2 separate regions of the Mus musculus genome follow, and region 2 is linked to region 1. The links are chromatin loops, found by intact Hi-C in ENCODE. Cell type or tissue: heart. All regions are shown on one strand. Each heading gives the region's core, and the rest is flanking DNA. Links, peaks and the distances in the headings are about the cores only.

The links. Hi-C counts contacts between places; a loop is a spot of excess contacts. Peaks named below come from ENCODE experiments on the same cell type or tissue, not always from the same donor. Only the 100,000 strongest peaks of a DNase experiment are listed, where the experiment ranks them.
Region 2: it touches region 1 in a loop (2.6-fold over the local background); 7 of 42 quality-filtered maps call a loop at or near these places.

The regions. Positions count from the first base shown.
Region 1 is chr10:125,384,524-125,393,969 of GRCm38, forward strand. It overlaps a transcript of Slc16a7 not described here. Among named protein-coding and RNA genes, the nearest start is that of Slc16a7, 80 kb to the left of the region's middle. In heart, for the core only: a CTCF peak has its summit at 4,495; DNase peaks (open chromatin) are centred at 3,388, 4,058 and 4,798; H3K4me3 peaks cover 1,525 bases; H3K27ac peaks cover 1,299 bases; H3K27me3 peaks cover 398 bases.
Region 2 is chr10:125,259,860-125,269,305 of GRCm38, forward strand. The region is part of intron 3 of Slc16a7 (solute carrier family 16 (monocarboxylic acid transporters), member 7); the gene reads right to left. Among named protein-coding and RNA genes, the nearest start is that of Slc16a7, 44 kb to the right of the region's middle. In heart, for the core only: a CTCF peak has its summit at 5,258 (motif pointing right); no DNase peak of the experiment used is centred there.

The DNA of each region.
Region 1 (9,446 bases), core at 2,993-5,492:
CACTATGGCACTTAATCTTTCTAATCTATATGAAATTTGTTCTTATCTTCTTTTTACAAAAAAAAAAAAAAAAAAAAAAGGAACCAAGAGTGGAAGAGATTTAACAACTAGTCCAAATTGGCAAGAAGCAGAACCTAAAATCATAATACAGGCACACCAGTCTCACTTGCTCTGATCTCTGCCCATCCCAGATGAGTGAGATATTTGACCTCCATTCCCAAGACCAAGAACACATAGAATGCTTTCTCTAGTAAGTATAATTTATGATAAAATAGAATATCTGACTGAAGAGATTCCCGACTCCTGGGTCAATCTCAAAAAAGTTCTGATGAAGACAGATGTCAAGACATGGAAACCAGTAAGGGCCTTAACCACTGAAATAGTCAGAGGCCAGGATGAGAAGGGGAGAGAGGCAGTGAGAATGCTTACTGTGATTGTTGTATCCACGCTAGTTGTCAGGTCTGACTTATGACACCTCACATTCAGCATCTTCTTCCATGTTCAAAAATACCATAGAAAGTCAACTCTCTCCTGTCACGAGACCTGTCACTAAGCGGTCTCTTAGGAGCAACTTAAACCTAGAGTCCATGAAGGAGTCTTTCCTGAGTGGCTTTCCTGTCTGCTTTGGGTGGGTTTCACACAGGTATTTAAGGTGTATGTGCCTCATTTGCTAATTCACCATCCAAGAGAAGGTGCTTCTCTAATCCACATAAACACATCTTACAGACTAGACGGCTGGCGGGAACATGAGGCTAGGAGCCCCTCCAAAGAGTTTTGGCATTCCCGTCTTAGAGGGCAGAGTGCCCGTGACCCTTCCTGCTTGAGTCGGAGCTGGAGACACAGGAGGGTCAGCTGCTGTTCTTGGTAGGTTTCCTTCCCCCTCCTCTCGTGTCACATCTGCTTCTGTTGCTCTTGACTTCACTCTTTCTATAATTTGTCTTTCGGAACTACCATGTGCCAGGCACTGAAGAACATGACAGAAAGAAGTGTTTGCCCTATGAAGCAGTGACTATTTCTGTTCACAATGCCTGCAGAAACTTTATGGTGCCTACTCCTGCTGAGATATGGAGGTTTTGGTTCCAGAGAGAATTTTGTTTTGTTTGTTTTAAATTTTTTCTTCTTTGTATATTCTGTATTTTTAAAAAATGGTTGAAAGAATAGCTAAGTAGTTAGAAAATTTGTGAGTACAAGCCAAGATCCAGAGAAACAAATAAATCAAAACTTTGAGATGGCAAGAAGAAGAAAAAGAAGAAGAAGAAGAAGAAGAAGGAGAAGGAGAAGGAGAAGGAGAAGGAGAAGGAGAAGGAGAAGGAGAAGGAGAAGGAGAAGGAGAAGGAGAAGGAGAAGGAGAAGGAGAAGGAGAAGAAGAAGAAGAAGAAGAAGAAGAAGAAGAAGTGTTTGCCCTGGGTTAACTCAACAAAAGGCAAAAGCTGCATTATGCAGAGCTGTTTATTCCATCTCTCTCACTGAATACTTGCTATGGCTTCAATATGCTTTGTCCCCAACAAATCTCATGTAGAGTCCTCAACTTCTTACAGAATGGTGTTGTGCCAAGCGCTACTGGCGACTTGAAGGGGGAGTTGGGATTTGGGGAATACCACTCATAATGCTTCTGACAAGATTAGTGACGTCAGGTGAGGTTGGGTTAGTTACTGGGGTAGCAGTTAACCACACCACATGTTTGGCCACTTTTGTATGTTCCGTTCACCCTACTACATTCGCACGTTATCATGCTACCAAGGGACACTAACAACATGCTAGTACCATTATGTTTATGTTTCGCATCCATCTGTACCATGAGGCAAATCAGCTTCCTTGGTTTTCTAATATGTTTTCCAGCATCAGGTGTTGTGTTAGACACAACACTGCTGCAGACTAAGACACTAGCTATGCTGATAGAGTAAGCCCTGAGCCTAGACATGTCTGTAAATATGAGTGTACACAATTCTCCCCTATAAGGTCCTTATATGTTTATAGAAAAGAGTCATATCATGCCTGAAGACAGACAACATTCTAATGACACTAAGGTTACTATACTTTTCAACCTCCAGGAATGAGTAAATTACTCTTGTCTAAAAATATAGAAGAAAGTGCAACATGATAGCTTTTCTCAAAGGGAGGGGCAATCAATACATTGGCAAAGACAGTCCCAGGGAGGGACTCCTGAAGAAGGAGTCTATCACCAACTGACACAGGGTCACTCACAGTGAACAAGAATGCAGAACCAAATGCTTGGGTCCCTGAGGTACACCACTTCCAAAAGGTGCCTTTTGGCAGATCTGATAAGTACTTTTTACAACTGCTAAAGTCTGTTTGGATTAACTGGGATATAGGTCTCATTCTTAGAGAAAAAAGGAAGTGGCAAAAACTGAAAAACAAGAGGTGCTGAGAAAGATTAACCAGATAACTAGAATCCCCGGCTACTCGTGTCTGTGTGTGTGTGTGTGTGTGTGTGTGTGTGTGTCTGTGTGTGTCTGTGTGTGTCTGTGTGTGTCTGTGTGTGTGTCTGTGCTCATACTTCTCAGAATGTGAATTTCTTGAGACCACATCACAGTAACTCCAGTAGTAACTGGAATGAAGCTGGGGTGTCAAAATTAGCTACTGCCCATTCTAAGGGGTTCCCGTAGTTTATTTTCCATAGTAGTAATTCAGAATGGGTACAGCCAATCTTATTTTGTAGACAAGGGAAAAAAATGAAGACAAAATTACTAATAATACACTGCACCTTACAAAAATACAGAAACCATTATGGTGGTCTCTGGGTCTCACTCTCTCTGTATTCTGTTTCCTTTTATCCCGTGTGTATCTCCAGAGTGTTTGATGAGTGAGAATAGAGTCAAAAGAATCATCTAGAGACACACTTATTTCACCTCAGGTACCCAGAATAAAATTCTGGATAAGGAACATATTTTTTGTTTGTTTGTTTGTTTGTTTGTTTGTTTAGGTCGTTCTGCCTTCCCTACCTGTAGGAAAGATGGAGGCCCAAAATATAGGGCTGATGTTAAAATGAGATGTGTGTGTCTAGAGACAAAGGGGGCATTTGCAGGAATGTGTACTGATTTGTATCTAAGAAACTGTTGGTAATTGATGATTGCTTCAGAAAAGAGTGGCACTTCCCTTTCACCTCTATTCCCAGAGAGGAGGGCCACTGCAAAGTTCCCCTGGGCTGCACAGAATCCAAAGCCAGCCTTGCTATTTTAACAAGATTTTGCTTCAAAATAAAAGTTACGAATAAGACGTGGAAGGGGGCATTGCACAGTGATAGAGCTCGTGGTCTAATCCTCAACTGCTCCCCCACTGCTTGCTTTGTGGGTTTCTTTCTTTATGAGCTGTTACAGCATATACTGAGCTAGCTGCCCTCTACCGCGCCCCGCCCCTTCATCTCTAAAATTATTCCGTTACCCTCCCATGTAAAAGGACTTAAAAGCAGAACATATGGAGAGTTAGGCTTGCCTGACTGTCTTCATGTAACTTAATTTGTTCGACTCTCATCTGCATTCTGTGGCCCACACCCAACTCTGATTTTCCTCTTGCCTTCTCTAAATCCTCACCTTTGTGGTTTGGGTGACAGGGCACGGGTCAAGGGAACCTGAGAAGGCCTCGGGAGCCTTGCTGTCCTAGCTGACTGGGTTCAGGCATGAAGCCTGGAACACCCAAAAAAAGCATTTGTGCCCACGGTTTCCTCCTGTCGGGGCTTTTTGAGTCTCGAGCATCGTTCCTGCTATTTTTAATCCCTTCACTGCATCTCCTTTTGGTTTGGGGAGGGAGAAGGGCATGGACGATTAGCTTTTGTATTGCCACTACACAGTTCAATGTGGCCCGGTTTTAATTTTCCACCAAAAAGGGAGTTAAAGAAACACTTGCAGAGAAATTGGTGTGTGTGTGTGTGTGTGTCTGTGTGTGTGTGTGTGTGTGTGTGTGTGTGTGTGTGTGTGTGTGTGTGTGTGTGTAATTGCCCCAGAGTAGTCCAACCAGGAAGTGAGAGACACCCAGAGCACTACTTACTGCTCCTCCCAAAGCAATCTGCAGCCCTCTTGGCTAGTGGAAGTAAAGAATGCAGAAGCCAGCAGGGAAGCAGCATCCGCTGAGGCTCACAGCCACCTGTGTGCTACCTGCCCAAGACTGGTGTCCCCAGCGTGATGAAATAGCTCAGGAAGCCCAGAGGACCACAGGTGGTACTGGCTCTTCTCAGGTCCCTGGAAGACAGCGTAACCTTTAGGCCAGGCCACAAGCCTCTCCTGCATCTGTCCAGTGGTCTCCGGTCTCCACCCAGGTTTCCTGGGGACCGAAACAGGACACCTTCCCTTCTCCCCAGGTGCGGATCTTCTGCTGAAAGGGCAGCCGTTCCTTCCACGCACTTCCCCACCCATCCACACCCACTTCAATGACACCACCCCAGACGCTGTGGGTCTGGGGAGATGTGGGCGAGCATGGCAGGGGCATTCGCCTGGCAGTGCCCGCCTGATGTTCCGCCGTGCCCAGAGGAGGCGCCACAGCATAGTTGAGCAGCGCCAGCAGCTGGTGGCCTCGACCCTGAGACTTCTGAATCCCCGAACCTTGGGGACCCTGAAGCTCCCGCCGCAGCCCGCGCCCGCTCGGCTTCGGGATTTTTTGTCTATATAAGGGCTCGAGGCACTTGGAGCGCCGGCTGGCACCGGCTGCCATTTCTCCGCACCCGCCTGCGGTCCCTGGGTAACCTCACTCGCCCTCCTCCCGCCTCCTCCTCCTCCTCCTCCCGTCCTCCCCGGGAGCACCGCCTTTACCTGACTCTGACACCCGGTGCGCACCGCCGCTCTCCCGGTCCCCCCGCCCAGCAGCAGCCGCCCGGCCTCGCTGTCATCCGCTGAATGGAATTATTTATTTATTTATGTCCCCTGACGTGTCCTCCCCTACCGAGGCCCGGGAGAGGGGTGCGGGAGCAGAGGCGGGCTGGGGTGCCCGGGAGCGCGCCTGGGTGCGGTGAGGGGGTGGACGCGGGAGCGGGGTGCGGGCTGGGGGCGCGAGGAAGGGAGGCGCACTGAGCATGCTCCTGAGGGCTCAGCGGTTGGCGCTGGTCTGCGCGGGTTCTGTGGCTCCCGGCACTCCATTTCGGATTTTAGTTCTGACCCGGAGCGATCTGCTGTGGCTGGGCAGCCCAGACTTGCTCCGGCCTAGCGCTTTGGCGCCCAACCTGAGGAGGCAGGTGTGAGGTGGCCTGAGAGACCTAGGCTGTTATGCAATGTCTAGATAAGGATGCAGAGAGGAGCCTGCAGAATGCAGAGAAAAGAGCTACGACAGAAAAGGCTGCGTGACTCATCCATCCATCCATCCATCCATCCAGTCGTTCGTTATTCATTCAGTTAAGGACTTCCGTTAGGAATGAGTGCTGGCTTGATTGAGGATAGAGAAAGGTGTGCTGTAGGAGCACCAGAGACAAATCCTTCCAAGAAAAACGTAAAACTTACAAGCATGGAAAACAGCTCAAAACACTGAAAGTGTAGAAGTTGCGGGCAGTGGTTGGTTATCAATTGTAAATAATTTATGTCACTCACATTATTTAAGTTTCACGACGGGATTTAGTTATTTAAGCAAGAATAACACTAAGGACTATGGTAAACCCCACAGATGTTGAGTTGGCCTTTTTTTTCACCCTAACATGCCCTTCTTGGGGAAGTTGAAAAGAGGAAGGAAGGGTTGGAACTGAAGGGTTGGACAACTCGAAGACTGACATCTCTACTTAGAGAAAAACCTTGTGGCACTATATGTGCTTGAATTTGAGAGCAAGGCTACAATTTTCTGCCCATTTAATTGGCCTTTCCTGTCCTGATCATCATGATGCGATACTCCATTAGATTCGGTCACTGTTACTCATGTTACACACATTTGGAGACCGAGGCAGTAAGGTGGGATCACTTGGGTACACATTCAGGACGTCTTACTATGTCTCCTCTAGGCAGTCTGCAGGGCAGAATTTTAATATCAATTTCTGCCATTACAAAAGAGGGAACTGTTTTCATAAGATTTGAGCGCGACAATATGTGTAGTGAACAGAAGATAATTTGAGAGGCTGTTAACTTCAAAACGGCTCAGCCAAAAAGTTCTGTGGCTAAAGATGTTTGCCACCAAGCCTGGTGACCCGAGTTCAAACCCCAGAATCTACATGGCAGAGCAGACCTACACTTGTAAGCTGTCCTCTGACTTCCACACACCTGGCAAACAAGACCAGTTGCGTACACACACACACACACACACACACACACACACACACTTAAGTGCACGCACAAGCACACACCCTAACAATGATGAATGTTAAATGTTTCTAAGAACGTTAATAGTCCAAAAGGAAAACTTGAGGCAGGATATTCTAGAAAACCCATTTTTACAAGGGGGGGGGGAGGGAACAAAACAGTATAAATGAATAATTGTGGAAGATAAGAATTGAGTACCTAACAAAGATTATAAATGTCTTTATTTTATTGGCACTAAAGAGTAATAAACGTTTAAAACAAGCAATGTAGAGACACAGCAAGGACATGTTCTTGGATGTTTGCAATTAAGATGTTTTTTGGTTATTTGTCACTTCAGTTTCTTTTCACAGTAAAGGAACAGGAAGCACAAGAAACATACAGTGCTTAAATTAATCCACTCGTTCCTCTCCTTCTCCCGTGTTGTGTGATTTGTTTTTATCTTTTTCTCTCCAGGCTCTGGAACTACTTAACTCATTTGCTAAACTTACAACCTTCAACGCTCAACCCTTTAGCACCATAGCAGGCTTTCATCGCAAGTGCTACTTTTCTAGAATTTAAATCTCAGGATCCAGATGGGCCTGTGAGTACAGCTGGGGCAGGAAGACTTGTACCTTCAAGGCCACATGCCTTCATGCCCCAGCGTAGACTATGAGTATCTGGACTCTAAACAGTAAGTGTGATATAACCAAGGTCCTGCTCAGAAAGTTGGCTTTCTCTATTATCACTCTCTCCATGGCCATGCGTCTATAGAAGAGATCAACACCCTGAAGTCTCGGGTTTCTCCAGCTGCTGTGGTAGAATACAATAGACTGTGTAGGTTAAACAATGCATGCTTGCTTCTGCCAGAGACACAGCAGTGTGCCAGCAGGCCAGGTAGACTGAGTTCTGATCTGCCATCTCCTAGCTGTTTCCCCAAAGGTCAGGTCAGGAGCCTGCTGGCCAGCTTTGAGTTCTCCTGGAGAGCACTACTAATTCTTGCCACCTTCGTGGCCTCACTACAATGAATTACCTTCCTATATACCTTTAGCTCCAAATAATCATAACCAGTATGAGAGTTTCAATTCGTAGATTGTAGAAAAAATACAGATACATAGTCAAGGCAACCAGACAACTAGAGCAACTCCTGTACTTTTCTTTAGGTAAGACATCAAAGGGCAAAATGACTTCTCAGAGATACTTCTGCCAAGTGGGTAAAGCTAATCCATATCACATGGTGATGGGGGCTAAGGAGAACTAAGGAATCTACGTCAATGCTAACAGTCTATAGGTGGCCATGATCTCCTGCAGAAAATGGATCCAACCTGTGGAGTAATTATGAACTTCAACAAGCTCAGCTAAGCAATAGACTCTGGGTATTGCCTCCATATGGTATAGTGTCTGTCTTTGCCGTAGGTTAGCTCAGCCATGAGTATGAAGCTTAGAGTCAGTGCTTGGTAGAATCACTTCTTTTCTGTATCATTCAAAGGAGAAGGCAAGAGCCACCAGATGTATCTAAAGGACAAAGATAGTGTTTGGAGATTTGCCGCAAGACCATGAAAACTTTCCAGCCCTCTCTAAGGAAATCTGTCCATCTGAGCATTTCTCCAATCCCTACACTGACCCGAGACATGGACCACCATACCCTGATAGGCTGCTTGAGCACCAGGTGGCTAACACACTGGGGTCCTGGTAAGGTGCATCATCCTGCTGGGTGGGAAGTAAGCTTCCTGAACTTTAGGAAACACTATTCCTCTGGAAAATGTTTAATAACCCAGTGGCCCCAGGGTCCCCATGGCATTCTCCCTCCAGCATAAAGGAAATGTGCAGTTTTTAATATTTTAACCATGTAAAAGTAAGGACACCATCTGTTTGCCCAGAGTTTACAGGTGGCATAGGCCACATCATATTTACAGCTACCACTATATATAGCCATAGCCTGAGGTATTTGCTGTTGATAGGTGTCACACACTGTGTTTTTTGGAAACCAACAATTCAGCATTCTAATTGGTTTGATGATATCAGTATTAACGAAATCTATGTACAGATTACATATTATCTCTCTGTCATCTATATAACAGCTATTATATATATATATATATATATATATATATATGTCTATTATCTATGCATGTATCTATCTGTATCATCTACATCTCTTATCATTCATCTATTAAAATAAATGTATGTCTACATGCACTTGACAAGCTAAGCGTGGAGTTCACAACACACACAGTTTGTAAACTCTTATTGATCTAATACCATGAGAAGTAGACTATGCCTTTCTGTAGATCATTTCACCAAGTTGTATGTGCTTTTTTACTTTCAACAGTCTCACCTTTCAAAATGAAGTATGCTCATTTTTTAATATTTTCTTGGTGTTTTTAAGTATGATTTCCTGCAAGGAAAATTCGCACATGGTAGGTGTTATAGCTTTGAGTTTTGGTAAATGTTCACATCTCTGTAAGCAGTGCTATAACCGGCAGTCAGTTCTTTAGCTCCATCTCCAGCACTTGACAACTAGTAATTTTAGGTTTTCATCTCATATTTTTCTAAAATTAACAGAAAAGAAAAAAGCGCTTGTAAGTCTTGTTTCTTGCTCTTGACAAGTTATTCCATCTCACAGGCAGGCTTCCAACTCAGTGCCATCCCAGCAGCCCTTGGGAAGCTCTCTGGACACTTACACTCACCTGAGAGATTTCCACGGCAGCACACCATGATGTGTTCATCCAGCTAGAGTGTCATTTTGCTCAGGGGCTTTCCCTTCTCCCATTTCCAATCAGTCAAGCTAGCTCCCTCCTCCTCAGAGGTCACGGCTCTAAGATTCGCAGACCTTCCCCTCTCACACTGAGTGAGCGCGATGAGGCTCCAGGACTAGTGAGCTCAAATGAATGTATACTTCAACTCTAGCAACTCTAAGCATATCCCCGATGTCTCCCTAGAACTGTTAGATCTCAGTGGCTTTAATGCTTCATTAAATTCTAACTCCATTTAGCAGGGAACACTTTTACTAGTGGAACTTACAGTAAGGTATTATTAAGGATAGAAAAGTTTATTTTTAGACAATGTCAATGAATCCTAACTCAAGCCCTACTCGGGATTCCCTGGGATGACTAAAATGCTCTTCTGAAGGAGCCACTTACAAGTGGCACTTATCCTCCCCCGGGATTCCATCCTCTGTGAGGGCAAGGGATGACATTTCTCCTGGGAAGCTCTTTTTGACAAATGTGAATGGCCTGGAAA
Region 2 (9,446 bases), core at 4,287-6,786, 120 kb before region 1:
CTGTTCAATGCAATGTCACATTTTCAAGGCACACGAATGGTTTAAAGTGGATAGAGTATCTAAAAATATCAGACTAGTTCTTTAAAATCTCCTCAGTTTAATATTTAATAAAATGATCCACTTACATCATTGCTGTCTAATATTTACTTACAACAATGAAGATACTTGTCAATCTAATGTGTGTGTGTGTGATGTGTATGCGTGCATGTGAAGGTCAGAGGTTGATTTCGGATGTCTTCCTTAATTGTTCCCCACTTAGATTTTGAGATAGGGCCTCTCACTGAACTGATCTGGGGACACTACCCAAGCATCAGACTTCAAGGACACGTCTGTGTCCAGTTTCCTACTATGGGTGTTATAGGGGCATACCACCCAGACTGGCTTTTTACATAGATGCTTTACTTACTGTCTAAAAGCAAATGATAAAGATACAACTAAAAGTGATCTACAAAGGAGAAACTTGAGGGAAATATCTCAGCAGCTTACTTCTGTTCCTATGCCTTGTAAAGAGCCTATTAGGAATAGCCTGGTGAGTGTGATGCCAATTCCATCCTGTGAACAGTGAAATAAAAATACTGATTGAATGACTGGCTTTGATAATCTAGTGTGAAGATTAGACCTGAACAGAAGTAGATATGTCCATGGGCTGACTAATAACACCTTAGATATGACTTCACAGTTCATTATCTAATATACATATGTATATTAGATACATATGCAGGAAGCTTGCTTGCTATTCTGACTCTGGAAAAAGATAAGTATCATTCTACTTAGAGTTACATTAGCTTAGAATCACATGGCCTCAGTTACAATGTACAGACAGTAGATGAGTAGACATCTGTAGTGGTTATTCCTGGTTGTCAACTTGACTATATGTGGAATGAACTACAATCCAGAATTGGAAGGCTCACCAGTGAGCCTTATCTGGAGGCTTGGAGATAGAAGTTTCTGATCTGGATCTTGGTATGGAGATCTTGAGCCATAGTGGCTATGGATTCCAGAAGATTAAATCTCTGAGTCAAGGTCATCCGGGATTAAAGGTGTGGTGGAACACACCTTTAATCTGGGCTACACCTTCTGCTGGAGACAATATAAGGACATTGGAAGAAGGGAGTCTGGCTCTTGCTCCTTTGCCTGCTTGCTGTATGAGACTGAGTAACTGCTAGATCCTTGGACTTCCATTCACAGCTGCGACTGAACCATTGTTGGGAATTGGGCTGCTGACCGTAAATCATAAATAAATTCTCTAACTATATAGAGACTATCCATAAGTTCTGTGACTCTAGAGAACCCTGACTAATACAACATCTAATGTCAGAATGTACAAAATTCACTCTTTAAATACACAAAACTGTCTAGAAGTGTTACGGTAAAGTTGGAGTGACCCTCAAACAACTCCCTGTCCTAATATGTAAGTTGACAGTTTTAAATGGCAACAAGGCTAGAAAATAAGAGGAAAAGACTAAATATTATCTTATAGCAATCTGATAAACGAAGATGTTTCTATTTTCTTTTTCAGAAAAAGATGTTAAACCTCCAGCTAAGTGTGAACTACAGGCCTATCTTAAACTAGAGAGACACAGAGATATGGGTGTGCCTGGCACAGAGGATGGATAATTATCACAGGTAGGTGAAGTGGTACATTCTGTGATATCTAAAAATACTACACAGGAACAGACAATGGCTGTTGTTTTTAAGATCTACACCACAGACCTGTAAGCAGAATCATCATTAGTCACTAATTTCATAGTCAGCGAAATATCTCTATTATTCTCATGCCCCTAGCTTCATTCCTCTAATCGATATTATGGCATGCCACTAGCTATAGATTGCAGTGAATGACATGATACTCTGACACCATTAGATGGAGTGAAGGTTCTGTTCTTGATGAATATAGCCTGGTGTTGGTTCCATTTAAACAGTCACAAAAACTGAAGCAGGCAGTTCTAATCTTCCTGTGTAATGTAGGAGCTACATGAGAATATACCGCATCACCCACAGGAAACAGTGCTCTTTGGGAAAATGCAATCTAACTAGAGATTTTCCTCCCTCCAATTTTCGAAGGCCATTATTGAAAACTTGCTTTTATTGTAGTAAAGAACTGGTATGTGAGGTTGGCTCTTCACATCTTACTAGGGACTTAAGGTGAATTATTCTTTTCTGTAGTTGTTAAAAATTGAATACTAAGAGCGTCACCAAAGCCAATTAAATTGTATAGGGTTGGCTACAAATAGTGGGGCACATGTATAAGTAACCAGTAAGCTTATTTACTCAAACATTTCAAGATTCTCACATTGTGACTTAAATAGGCCAAGCACTGTGTTCCCCTTCTTCGGGTGTCTAAGTTCTACTCTCTTCTCATTTTAGATTTTTCTCTTCCATTTAGCCAACAAGAATGGGGTAAGATCACAGATTCAAAACTCTTTCTAGTATACCTTTAATTATTTCATTAAACTCTAATTCATTATATTTCAACAGGCTTTTGATTACCAATTTGTTCATTAATTTTTATTACAATGCAGCGGGACGTTGGCGTGTTTTCTATTTAAACAGCAAGCATTTTAGAGCCTTTCCTTCGTATCGTTACAACATCACGTGAATACATTCGTATATTCGTCTCTGTACTTCTTGGTAGCAAACTATTACTTATTTTAAAGAGTGATTATGCTCAATACTGTTTTCCAGCCTTGGGGGAAAAGTGAGACTGCAAGGACCTACTCTTTCATAAGAAATCTAATTATCTGCTATGTATGTACCTTGTCAATATTCTTTGAAGGAGAAATGTAATATTTTTCTGGTAGGTTTAGAAGCAGAGAGAACTAGCGTGGAATGCCAACGTGGAGAGAACTTGCCCACTTTTGATTGCTCTCTAATTTTCAGGCTAGCCTGGAACTTACTGTGTAACCCAGGCTAGTCTAGAACTCAAGTCAGTCCTAGTCTCTCAGCCTCTCGAATGCTGGGGTTACAGACATGAGTCACCACACCCAGCTAACTGGGGCACCACTCAGGATGTGCTAGATGAAGACTCTGTTAGAGGCGAAGCGTCTTCATCTCTCCCTCTGAGTTCTCTTTAGTCGCCGTGTTAGAGCACCCATGAAGTGCAGAACAACCCCTTTCTCACATCCTCAGCTTTGTACATCAGGGAGGACATCAAAGTATTTGGAGATACAAATTCAGTTTCAATCTAGCTCCTGGAATAACACGGGCTCCTCCTATACACCTGCTTCCTTGGGTGACATTACCGTGCTTTCAGCCAGGCCCCAAACTGGACATCATCCTCAGTCAGTTTTCATGTTCCACACATTTTGTCCCAGATGTAGCAGATACATCAAATCTGGGTCCTAAACGCCACTCAGACAAGTGTCTCTTTTCACGCTTGTTGGCCTTTCCTTGCTTGTTCTATATCCCTTCTTTCACTGGACATAAATTGATCACTAAAGTGATCTCTGAAAAGCATAATGATGACCCTGGCTTTCTTTGGTGACGAGCCTAGTTGAAGACCAGCTTTGGAAATATGTTAAATATGTGAAATATGTTAAAAATGAGACACAGGCCGTTTTGTCACACACCTCTGACTTCCATGCGTGTTTATGATCTACGATCCTTGTGAGCTCTGTATATTAACACATCTCAGAAATACTTGCTCCCTCTGACGCTTTATCCACACACTTAGGTGTTAAAGATGCAGGATGGGTGAAGCTTCCCGGTCTCTCCTTACTCTTTTTTGCACGCACATTTACTCAGTTGCAAGGTTTTTTTTTTTTTTTTTTGAGGGTGTGGGTGATTTTACTTTGTTTCCTTGTTTTGGGGGGTGTTGTTATTGTACCCTCATTTTCTGATAAAGAACTTAAAAGTGTGGTGTGTAGGACATGGGAGAGGATCTGGGACAACTTGGGGAAGGAAATAGTATGATCAAAATTTTTAAATTTAAGAGTTGTTGTAAATAATGAAATTATATAATAAAGAGCAAGGTATAACAATGCATAAAAAAGCATTAATGACAAACGATAGGGTATACTGATATAATATTTTCTGAAGTGTATGAAACACCAGTGGAGGAAAACTCTACTTCACTTCTTAGGTAAATAATGTGTAATTATGCTTTTGCTCTGTTTCTTCCATAATTATTAAAAAAAAACCTTTCTTCTTTCAGTTTGAGCACCCCAGTTTTCTCTTACTACTTCAATGTGGCTAGTTACTAGTAAATAAACATTGTGGGCATCTTAAATAAGTAGTGACACGGGGATTACTCCTCTGGAATCCTAGGTAGCACTCCTTCTTCAGCCAGGAGTGGCTCCTTCATCCGGCAATGTCTGTGCACCGAGTCATCCACCTATTTGCACTGCGTACAGCTACCACGGCTTCTCTTACGGGAAGATATCTCTTCCGAAACATCCACGTCCTGTCACTCACCAAACCAACCTCAATCTGGGAAATTAGGGGGGTAATCCATGTCCTACAATTTACACTGATATGAAGACATTCCGAAAGAAAGGGGATGCGAAAGGAAACTGTACTTATCTTGGAAAAGGAGACTGCTGAAGGCACAGCATGAGAACTCTTCATTCTTACATTTACTACAGCCCAAAAGATCTCCCGAGACTCTCATACTGGAAAACAATACTGATGTCTTTCAACATCAACATTTGCTCTCTTTTCCTTTCCCTCCTCCTATTCTTCTACATTTTCTAAGATCGTGATAAATTCGGTAACTGCTTGATTATTTTAAATATCTCCCTAGCGTCTCATCAAATATCTTCAGCATGTTTTCCATGACTTAATTCCAATTTCTTTGTGACAAATCTCTGTTGATCCTTTCATTTCCACAGCGGTTTCTCGCTTCCTCTCTATATGTGGGCATTTGGCTCATGAAGCAGCAATTTGGCCGGCAGCAATCTGAACACTGTGGCTCTTCTTTCCTCCGCATCCCAAAATTAACTGTAAACTGACAAATCAATAGCGTGGAGTTATCACTCGCAGGTCCTGACTGGCCTCAGGAGCCCCCGAGGGTTCAAGTCAATGCCTTTTTGCTTCGTGCAAGAGCTCTAAGGCTGAGTGTGGATGCTAGGAACCCAAAGCTGGAGCTGCATTAGCGTGTGACCCTATGGGAAGCCTACCCTGCTCTCCTATCTGCAGAAATGGAGCATCTCACCCTGTAACCAGAGCTGCTTCTGCCAGATTAAAATGTGCATTTAGTTCATTCCTTTATGTGTATGTGTTTGACCTGTAGGTCTATGCATCAACGTGCATGCATGTCTGTTGCCGGTGGAAGCCAGAAGAGGGCACTGCTTCCCTGTAACTGAGTGTGTAACTGAGTGTGAGCTGGCTTGTGGGAGCCAGGTCCTCTGGAAGAGCATCCCTTGCTCTTAAACTACTGAGCCCTCCATTCTGTCCCCTCTGACCTGATTTTTAATAAACACTTATAAGACATCATTGTAAGGCTATTATTCCTAAGACTCGCCTAGAGTCAAGTGCTAAGAAGGAGAAGGTCCAGCCTAGCTCTGAGAAGTGTTTGCTTCCTCACAGCACGCTTGCAAACACCAAAGATTTTCAAGGTGTTCCCAATGCCTTCCACCCTGGACAGGAGAAGCTTTGGAGCTGCCCTAGACACAGATGTCACGAAACAGCTTTCAAGCTCCTCAACGGATTCTTTCGCACGGGAAGCTCACGACTCTAAGAGCTTAAGCTCAGTGTGCAATGGCCTTTTGCCTCTGGCCAGTCGTCGGCACCTTCCTTCCTTCCAAGACAAGGCTACGGTGTGTGGCACTAAGACTACCGGCTGTCCTCAATAAGATAAAGTCGGAACGAGAGCCACAGAACAGGCTGGAATCCCACAAAGAGTGGGCTGACTGCCAGAACCATGTGTAGTTTAAGACCAAGAACAGAGGCTTGGCCCATGCCAGGGTTTGGAGTTGGTAAATAGATTTTAAAACCTCCAGTAAGAACCATGTGAGGAACGAGCAAGCCATCTACCTTTAAAGTCCCGAAAGGTCCCGTGAAGAGGTGGGGAAGGTAACTGTTAATGAGGAAATGATTTTTTTTTTTTTAAGATTCACATGATCCACTGTTGTGTTAATTAGAAATAAGATGGGTATTTGACTGGTACCATCTTCATCTGCCTTTGAGACACAGGGTTACACGAGTCAGCTGTCTTTCACTGGAATCATTACAGCAGCGGAGACGGCAGTAATGCTTGAGAGATCACGAAATTCCACGTTTGCTTTCAAAGGGCAGGCAGGGCTTCCTCCTGTTGGCTCACGTCCCTGTCCCTTTACAAGGGCGATAACAGTCCCATTTGAATGCCTGCTTTGTTTTCTTGCCGGTGCCACGAGGCTCCATTTACTATCTGAACTAGTTTTGCCCTCTGATGTTAATACTTAATCTCTTAAAGTCTTGGCTACAATAAAAGCCAGTAATCAAGTTTTATAATCTACTGTTTCCATGAGCGCCCTTGTCTCCTGGCTGCTTAGGTATCCTCTATGATTCGCAAGCAAAAACATTCTTTCTCCCCTTTAAAAAAAAAAAAAAAACCTGAAACTTCCACTATCATTTCTGCCTGTCTGTCTCATTATAGTAAACGACTATTGCCAGACTGTTTGCTTGGCGAAGGCACTACATATTATCAGGAACTATTTCAACGTGCATGAGAAAACTTCAAGATGTCCCTGCCAAACCAAACCACAGTAAGACTGAGAAGCACCCACCCTGTGGGGCTTCACACCCCAGGGTGACTTCCCTGGTCACCTGAATTCTTTGAATAGCTCCAGTGGATACTTACAATATGTAGTCTTTCTGAGTGTGCCTTTGGGAACTGGGCTTTTCTTAGTGTGGTGTGCAAAAATAGCTTAGATCAGACAGCTGCTGTTCTTGTGTTGATGTGGACACATAGCATAAATCCAGTATCTCTGGAAGAAGATATACGAACAGCCTAGGGGCTCTGCAAGAATGTGACATGATATTATCCTTTGTTAAAAAGTCTTAGTCTGTTTTATTGTTTTGAGATTATAATACAATTTTATTGCTCTATTCTTATTTTCTCTCCCAACCCCAGCCTTCCTTTAGATACATGATTTCTTTTTTCCTTCACCGTTATGCATTTGTATATATATATTTTTTTCCTCTATGTTGTTACTTGTAAGTATATCTTCAGGACTGACTGACCTTTGTTGGTACTGCATAGACAATCAGCGAGCCACCACTCTCCTTTCTAGTTTTCCTTAGCTGCCTATCGTTCTTTGCGTATGCTTGCAGCCTTTGGAACTTTTCCCCATCCAGTTCTTATATGAATGCACAAATAATAAGATGAATTTTGGAGATCTTGGCCACTATCACGCAGGGCAGTGGCAAACCATTCCAGTCTCTGTAATCCAATAGCTCTTTGTACTATGTGCACTGATAGATAGAAAAGAAGGCATGACATGCAAACGCTGGAGGGAAACCAGGGCACACTGCTGTTTTGATATAAGGAGAAATTCGTCAAATGATCCTAGAAAGCATCCACTGACCCTGATGGAACATCTGGGCAGGAACTCTGTATCAAGGATAATGCAAAGAGTGACAGGAACCAGTCTAGAGTATGGCTGTCTTAAGATCTCAAGTCATCATGGAAACAAAACCAGGAAAGTCTGTTCCACACACACATTGACTCAGATCCCAGGCCCTTTTTATATCACAGCGATAGCAACGGACATCAACACAGCTCATAGCAACAGAGGGGCACCACATCAAAACTCTTACTAATCAAATGCCAAAGAGGCCAGTTTCAAGTGAAATTATTTAATGATGTTACCAGAGGAAGGAGGTTTTCCAGACTGAATTGATTGCATTTAAAGGTCCATCACTCAGCAAAGATAACTTCTGGGAACTCCAATAACCTCGTTAAATTTATCTTCCTTGGCAATGCAATTAAGCAATAATAAGAAAAATACTGTCCATTTGATGTAATGTTAAGTACTGAGACATATAACAATCTCTAGTGTATAAAATGTGACATACATCCTTTCTGGAGAAAAATACCATGACAGATATCAATTAAGAACCTGTTCCAGGAAGGTGTGGTGGCGGCACGAACCTTTAATCCTAGCATCCAGGAGGTAGAGGCTGGAGGATCTGAGAGTTAGAGGACAACCAGTGCTACACAGAGAAACCCTGTCTCAAAAAGGCAAAACCAAACAACCAAACAACCAATAAACTTAAACCCCCAAACAACAAACAACTCTTCCCAAACCAGTGGGAACTACATGCTTAAATAAGAGCAAAACCAGAAAAGGTTGACTGTTTGTTTGTTTGTTTGTTTTTGTTTTTAGGAATACTGCCATGGTTACCCATGATAAAAGGCAAGGCACTGTGTGTGAAGTATGAGAACTATTGTACAGAACTGGTAAATGTATAAGCTACTCCCACTGGGCATATTTTTCCATCTGATGTGAAAGAATAAAACTCTTCACCAACTGAACTCTTACTTCTCACAAGCCGAAGTGAACCGGCTCACTACTGATGGAGGCAATGCATCACATCAAGCATTCAAAATAAATTAGTGGCCATTAAGCCGCAAGCTCCCCATCATTTGTGTTACAAATGATGCTGAGGCATCAGGCATTACCGGAACCACCTTCCGTCTCCAGAGCGATATTGATGTTCTGCAGCCAGAGCCCATTAAGATGATTCAATGAAATACACCAACTTCAGAAGAGATACAACATCTCAGACTCGCGATAAGAATAGGGTTGAGGTTTCCTAGTAGCAAAACATTTTCTCCTGACATAAAAACTGCGCTCTGAGGTGCAAGTTAAATATGCCTCAAATCAAACTGACTCCTTAGGAGACCAGTAGTAGCGTGCTATTTATACCATCGCTGCTTCCATACTGAATCACAAAGCACAAAGGGGGTGTGCGGATTCTATTCATGAGCTATGAAAAACAATTTTGCCTTCATCTACTGTTTCATGTTTTAAATTCTTTTGAAGATGATTTAGTTACACGGCAACTGTATTGGACTGTATAGGTGCTGACACAGAAAGGGAAGTTTCCAGTTGCATTTTAAGAAACTAGAGGACTATTCAGGATTGTATGCAATTGTGGTAGTATTTGAAGATTTGAAAAACGTTTTAAGATTATAAACATCATGAAACATGGATTATTCTGTTTTCACCATTGGATTCTTGACATATGGGAATAAGGTTTAGCTACAAAAAAAAAGAGGACTTGTGAATGATATAAGTTAGCAAGTCTACAATGCCAGGTATCTTTAAGAAAGTTTAGGTATATTTCTGGCTCTAATTGAGCCTCTGATATTCTGTTCATTACCTCTACATCCAGAAAGTCAGACTTGAATTCAGATAAACAAAAACAGTAATACACTGAGGGAACATGTCTACCATTTAAGTATGTCTGAACACCTGTCAGAACCCATGTTGAGTCTTTCTTGGGTTGGCAACTACGGAATA